Linked DNA regions of Homo sapiens: region 1 is linked to region 2. The links are chromatin contacts, found by Hi-C in ENCODE. All regions are on one chromosome and are shown on one strand. The core of a region is the stretch at or near the end of the contact, and the rest is flanking DNA. Distances in the headings are between cores, read along the strand shown.

Region 1 (3,156 bases), core at 194-2,693, 2.2 Mb before region 2:
GTAAGTAAATGGATAGTTTCAGGTAACTTGGGCTTGGATCCAGACATCCCAATTTGTAGTTGTAGACTGTCATGGTGGTAATTTAAATTTTCTGTGCCTCCATTTCCTAATAAGAGATAATGTACTATTTTACCTAATAAGGGTAAAAAAAGGGATAATGTATGTGAACCTCCCACTGTGGTCTTAGAACTTGGGTGCTCAATAAATGGTAATTCTCATTTCTCTACAAAGTTGTTATGAGGATTTAATAAGATAAGCCTAGCTGGTATCAATGAATATTAGCTCTTTCTCTCCATTTGTACCCATTCTCCTTCTGTGTGCCATTCCTGTTTGCATTGCTTAGCATTATGGTCCTACAAGCTTCCGCATGAATGGTGCTGGTGAAATTGGAACTTTCAACACTTCTAAAGAGAGGCAAGACTTAAAAAACTGTTTTTTGTGGGTTTTTTTGTTGTTGTTGTTGTTTTGTTTTGTTTTGTTTTTTTGAGATGGTGTCTCATTCTATCACCCAGGCTGGAGTGCAATGGCGTGATCTCGGCTCACTGCAACCTCTGCTTCCCGGGTTCAAGCGATTCCCCTGCCTCAGCCTCCTGAGCAGCTGGGATTACATGCGTGAGCTACTGGGCCCGGCTAAAAAACTGTTTCTTTTAAAATCTGTCTTGCATTAGATTAGAGCCATGAGATTTGTCTGTCACGTCATGTTCAGTGCCAACAGTTTCCTGGGCCAGGAGGTTCTCACATTAGCCTAAGATGCTACTTATATTATCTGAAATTAAAGGGTAACTTTTTAAATATACTTGTTTTCTACTAAACAGGAGGATTTAACCTATCCATGATGATATGTGTGGGCATTTTTCTTCCTTTTTCTTCTAACAGATAGAAATTAGGAAGATGTTTTAAGTATTATTTATTTAGCCTTACTTTTATAAAGGCCTAGGTTGTTAAAGGCTTTCTCAGTCATGATATTCTAGTTTCCCTTAACTTGTTGAAAAATTTACTGCATAAAGAGAAGGGATAGAAATTCTGGCCTCTTTTCTCAAAGGTATGTTAGCCAGTGGAATATACATTTCATCTGATATGGTCAAGTAAAAGTAGTCTAAACCCTTCCCCTTCTTTATGTACCTATAATATTCTTCTCTGGTTTTTCCTTAAATAATATTCTTGGAAACTGATTAAGCTATAGCAAAATTGAGAAACAAACATCAAAACAACTCTCAAAGTAGCAACAAAACAGGCACTCCTGTCAAAGAATTATTTTTCAATATCTTGTTAGAAACATCCCCCGGAAGAAAGACACACAAAGCCCCATTGATCTGACACAGGGGAAGTCGGTTCTTTGGAATTTGTTCTTGGCGCTGGTCTGAAAGGATTTAAATCATTCATTTCAGAAAGAAAGTGTCTGATGATTAGAGAATATTCCATCTCACTGGCTCTTGTTGGCACCTCCAAGAGGCAGCCTGGTGAGCAGGCAGAGATCCTGGAGAGGCTTTAGAGTCAGATCCAAAGCCAATTGCCAGCACTGGGTAACAGTGGGCCAATTGTTTAACCTGCCCAAGCCTCAGTGCCCTTATCTGTAAAATGGGATTAATGCTATACCTACCTTAAAGGGTTGTTGTAAGGATTATTTTGGTAAGAAATAGATTGTGGCTAATAGCACCTGGTTCAGCATAGGTCTTCAATAAATGCTAGTTTTCTTCCCTTACAAAAATTATCTCCCTAGTTTCAGTCAATCATTATTTTCAATGGCCCGTTAATACTGAACATAGGCTTCCAAATATTTGATGGCTCAAAGGCCCCAGAGTGGGAATATCCACTGCTATTCTGCTTTAGTGACCTTTATTGCTGCTGAGAATACCAGAAGCCCTACCAGAGGTGTAGGTGGTGGGGCCTGTCTTTTCCTGGAGCCCAGAGTATATCTATATCTCCTCTCTCCTACTTTGTACTCTGCCTCAAGGCCCATAGGACTCAGAGCTCAGGCTTCAGATGGGTTAGGCACTGGGTCACTAGGAGGCTCCATTGTGGCCCAAGATATTAACTATAATTTATGAAATTATTTTTATGGGAAAACCATTTCTAAGTTCCAAGAAATTTCTGACTGCCAAATGATTTTTTTAGAAGATTTCTCCAAACCAATCACAAAGCTGACATTTTACCTTTTTTATCTGCTGCATCTCTTACATTCTTTCTAAATACTTTCAGTAGCAATTGCTACCCCATCCCACTCTCAACTCCCACAGTATTTATTTTTTGTAACATGTGTTTGCTCTCTCACTGTCTTGTACATTTCGTTCATTTTTCTCCAATATGTATTCATATGCCCAACTAAATGTGAAAATACTTTGGACAGGAATTATCTCCCAACATATTTGTGTTTACCATGATCGGTAGAAGACTCTCTGGCATGGTATGAAGACTCCATCAAAATCTCTTTTTGAATAGATAAATCAGTACCAAAGAACACACTCAATTCATCTTCTCTTTGACACAGCAAAGATACAGAGTTTTCCTCCTTGCCCTTTCTCTCATTTGTTCTTACCTCTCCAAAACAATGGAATGACATTATGGTGGCTGCTTCTGCAGTTCAGTGAGCTGAGTGGCCCTTCTTCTTCTTGCCCATCTCTGACCTTGGACTTGAACTGTTTTACAAAATACTAATTGGTACTGTTGGGAGCAGTTTTCAACCCCTTTCCCAAATGTGGGTGCACAAAGACCTCAAAGTCACTTATTCTTGCTTATTGATGTAGTAATACATATAAACTTTTATTAACTATTTTATATGCCTTTTTATCTTTTAAAAATACTTTGGCTTTTTTAAAAATAGAAAAAATTTTAAAAACTGTAATCTGTTAAGGAAAAAGGAGACATTAAAAAAAAGTGGCTCACGCCTGTAATACCAGCACTTCGGGAGGCTGAGGCGGGCGGATCACAAGGTCAGGAGATCGAGATCATCCTAGCTAACACGGTGAAACCCTGTCTCTACTAAAAATACAAAAAATTAGCCATGCGTGGTGGCAGGTGTTTGTAGTCCCAGCTACTCGGAAGGCTGAGGCAGAAGAATGGTGTGAACCCAGGAGGCGGAGCTTGCAGTGAGCCGAGATTGCGCCACTGCACTCCAGCCTAGGCAACAGAGCGAGACTCTGTCTCAAAAAAAAAAAA
Region 2 (3,523 bases), core at 458-2,957:
AGCAGCAGCCTTGCCCAGCAGACATGTGCAGATCCTAGGAGGAGGCATTTGGTGCCTTGACCAGCCGTCTTGATAAGCTTGTCACTCATCCTCGCTGCAGTGACTTGCAGAAAGGCCTGTCTGCTGCTGGGCTGGTTGCTTTCTTCCACAGGCCCTGGAGGGCTGGGGCTTCTCTCTGTAATAGTAGCCCTGAGCACAGCATCTAGCCTGCCAGCTGCCTGGCTGCTACAAGAGCTGATTTTACCCAATGAATTGAGGACCTGGCGAATTCTTTCATTTTGGCTTCCATGCTTAGGCTGAATGTCCATCCAGCATCTGTCAGAAGCTGACACCATTTCATGGCCCCCTGTGGAAGTGGCCGATGCTGTCCCTGGCCACCTGGCAAAGGGGGCCTGGGTGAACTTCCACCAGCATCTGCTTCTGCCTACATAGCCCCCACCCCGGCCAGCCAGACACCGCCAGGTCCTCGGCTCACCAGGCTTAGGGGTTTGGTTCTTGTCCTAAAAGATATTTTAGATAAGCGTCTGGGCTGTGGAGGAGGCACGTGCAGGTATCGGGACCTTCTTGGCGGTGGTATCTCCCTTCCAGGCCCTGTCAGCCTGGCTGTGCCCCCTCGGCCTGGCCCAGTGTGTGCTTTTCTGCTACCTGTGCTCTGACCATGGGGTCCTAAAAGTCCCCACACCCTTGTTTCTGATGCGCTGCTCCCCTCAGACCTCCATGCCCTCAAGGGACTCCTGGGCTGCTGCCCCAGTTCAGGCGACCACCACAGCACACAGCATAATTGTCCATGCCCGTGGCCCACAGCTGCCTACCATTTGGGCATCACGGATTCACGCCTGTGAATGCCACTTCTCATCTCTCAACCTCAGAGGCATCCAGGAGAAACAGCACAGGTCAGGTGGTCCTAAATTCAAATGTCCACTCTTCCCTCCCCATCCAGAGAGTTTGGGCAGCTTGTTTAGCCTTTTCCAACCTTAGTTTCTCTTTACAATGGGGAGACAACACGACCAACAATGTGCGTTAGGCAAAGTGATGTCTGAAAAGTGGCTGGTACCTGGCCCGAATGACCAACTCGTTGGGTTGCCCAGGATTTTCTGAGTTTAGCACCAAAGCTGTGCATCCAGGAACTCCTCAGTGATGAGCAAACTAGAACAGCTGGTCCGCCTACAGCCCCACACACGGGAGCCGCTTCCTCTTCACCCACCACTCAGAGGAGCAACTGACAACCTGGAGCAAGACCATCCGCGAAGCCTTCGGAGTGAGGAGAGGCGGCCAGGAAGGAGGATTCACCGTGCCAGACCCAGGCTGGGCCTCGCTTTGTAACACCTACCAACACCCCTTCAAGTTGCCCCATGCCCCTGCAGAAGTATGAAGTCCATAGGGCTGTGGGCCCCACAGCTCCCAGGGCAAAGCCCGGCAGGCAGTGGGTGCCCAGGAGCCCCAGCTGCTGGGTGCTCCCACACGCCCTGGCCAGGCCAGTGAGGGGGGCGCAGCCCAGCAGGCCTCCATGGGGTCCTCTGGAGGGAAGGAGGAGAAGGGCTTTTACTCCTTTCCTTGGGCAGAAGTGCAGGTAAACAGGCTCCTAACCCTGCTGTAAGGTAAAGCCTGTGAAGCAGGAACAAAGCGGTTTGTTCCAGCTCACCGTGTCGCCACAGCCCGTGGCCGGCCGTCTCTGGGGCAGCAGTGACACCTGCTGGCCGCCGGATGCACCTTGCTCCAGATTCCCTGCGGGAGCCTCCTTGCCTGCAACCCTAAGGAAGCTCGGGGGACCTGGTCAGCCGCACAGGAGAGGCCAGTTCGCCCAACCCTGCAGCCCTGGGGGGCGTCGGCTACAGACAGGCAGCTGGCTGGAGATGCTGCTGGAGCTGCGGGCTCTGGGTCCTTGGGGAGGGGAGGACAAGTGGCCTCTGCATCTGTCCTCTTTGGAGCCTGGGCCCCGCACAGCCTTCAAGAACTTGGAGGAAGAGGGTTCCTGGACAGAGCTGAGGGTGCAGGGAGCTAGACCAGCTTGCAGTGGCAAGCACCCTCTCCTGGATTTACCTATTTCCTCCCCTAAATGCTCCAAGAACACATCGTTTCCCCCATAACACTTCTTGATTCTAAGAACAGTCACTTTCTCAGAATCTTCATTTTCTCTTTGTTTCAATCCTAGTACTAATAGCTGGTTTTCTCTTCAGTGCTTCCTCCAGAAGCAAATGTCTCTGCAGCTCATGAGCAGGATGGGACATGCCTGAAAGGTGGTACCATAAAAGTCTTATGGGGACAAGGGGACCCTGTCGTCAGCCACCTCCCTGGTAGCCAGCTGATCACTGCCCACACTCCAGCCTCAGACGAGCAGCTATTTAAAAACGAGGCCTCAGCAGAATCTCAGGCTCTCACATGCCTCAAAGTCCAAAGGTCTATGCTCTTCCTAGTAGACATCTGGGGAAATCGAGGCTGAGAGAAGCAGAACGGCTTGTCCCAGATCTGACAGCTGGCTCAGCCTCACCCTCTGTGCCTCCCACTGCTCTGTGCCTGCTTCAGGCTTCCAGAAGAAATCATGTATTGTGTTTGGGGATGCCTTGATATCAAGGAGAAAAACTGAATACAACATTAAATGTTTATCCATAGGGGGACTGATTACATGAATAATCTATACCCACCCACTGGAATGCTGTAAAATAGCACACTGGCCTTAGAATGGCCACTCCTCTGTTTATTTGGTGACTGTGAGCAGATTACTCACCCTCTCTGAGCCTCTGTTTCCTAATCAATAACGGGGTGATGCAGTAACATCCTTCTAAGGGTTTATCTGAGGCCCCCAGGACTTCATGACTTTACAGGATATTTATATATAATAACTCCTTTTTACACACACACACACACACACACACACACACAGATTACAAAACAATATATGTGCTTATTCTCAGTCAAGATTCTGAAAAACATGGGGTGAGGTGACTTGAAAAGAGTTTACTTATAGGGTTTAAGGAAATCAACAAGGGAAGAAGGGCCAGTAACCATCCGCAGGGCTGAAGGGTAAAGGGAAGAGGTCATTATGGGAATCCAGAGAGGGAAAATGTGTGAAGGGGCCACCTGACAGGAGCTACGACTCCCAGCAGAGGGCCGCCACTAGTCCCCTGACCATGAGGGCTGCTGCGACTAGTCCCCTGACCATGAGGGCTGCCGCCAGCCCTCTGACCCCAGGATCTGCCACCAGCCCTCTGACCCCGGGGTCTGCCACCAGCCCTCTGACACCAGGATCTGCCACCAGCCTTCTGACCACGGGGTCTGCCACCAGCCCTCTGACCCCGGGGTCTGCCACCAGCCCTCTGACCCCGGGGTCTGCCACCAGCCCTCTGACCCCAGGATCTGCCACCAGCCTTCTGACCACGGGGTCTGCCACCAGCCCTCTGACAACGGGGTCTGCCACCATCCCTCTGACAACGGAGTTTGCCACCATCCCTCTGACCACAAGGTCTGACCTGGCACAGAGGGAGCCAGCGACAGGAATATCCTAGCCACACCTCCTGTCCCTTGC

What was found. A loop is a pair of places that touch in the nucleus more often than their neighbours do. Pooled maps may share reads with other maps.
Region 1: a loop to region 2 is called in a map of CD4-positive, alpha-beta T cell, with 18 times the contacts of the local background. The contact joins two enhancer-like sites. A Hi-C loop is called at or near these places in 3 of 168 maps with a recorded cell type or tissue (CD4-positive, alpha-beta T cell and CD8-positive, alpha-beta T cell) and 8 of 50 pooled maps.

What each region holds. Positions count from the first base shown.
Region 1 is chr6:46,627,425-46,630,580 of GRCh38, reverse strand. All of the region lies in intron 6 of CYP39A1 (cytochrome P450 family 39 subfamily A member 1), which reads left to right. Among named protein-coding and RNA genes, the nearest start is that of CYP39A1, 24 kb to the left of the region's middle. Within about 2 kb of position 1,443, at least 2 of the 41 ENCODE cell types and tissues checked have a DNase peak (open chromatin) inside an H3K27ac peak, as active enhancers do.
Region 2 is chr6:44,474,040-44,477,562 of GRCh38, reverse strand. No RefSeq gene overlaps it. Among named protein-coding and RNA genes, the nearest start is that of MIR4642, 40 kb to the right of the region's middle. RefSeq lists an enhancer at 1,594-2,124. Within about 2 kb of position 1,707, at least 3 of the 41 ENCODE cell types and tissues checked have a DNase peak (open chromatin) inside an H3K27ac peak, as active enhancers do.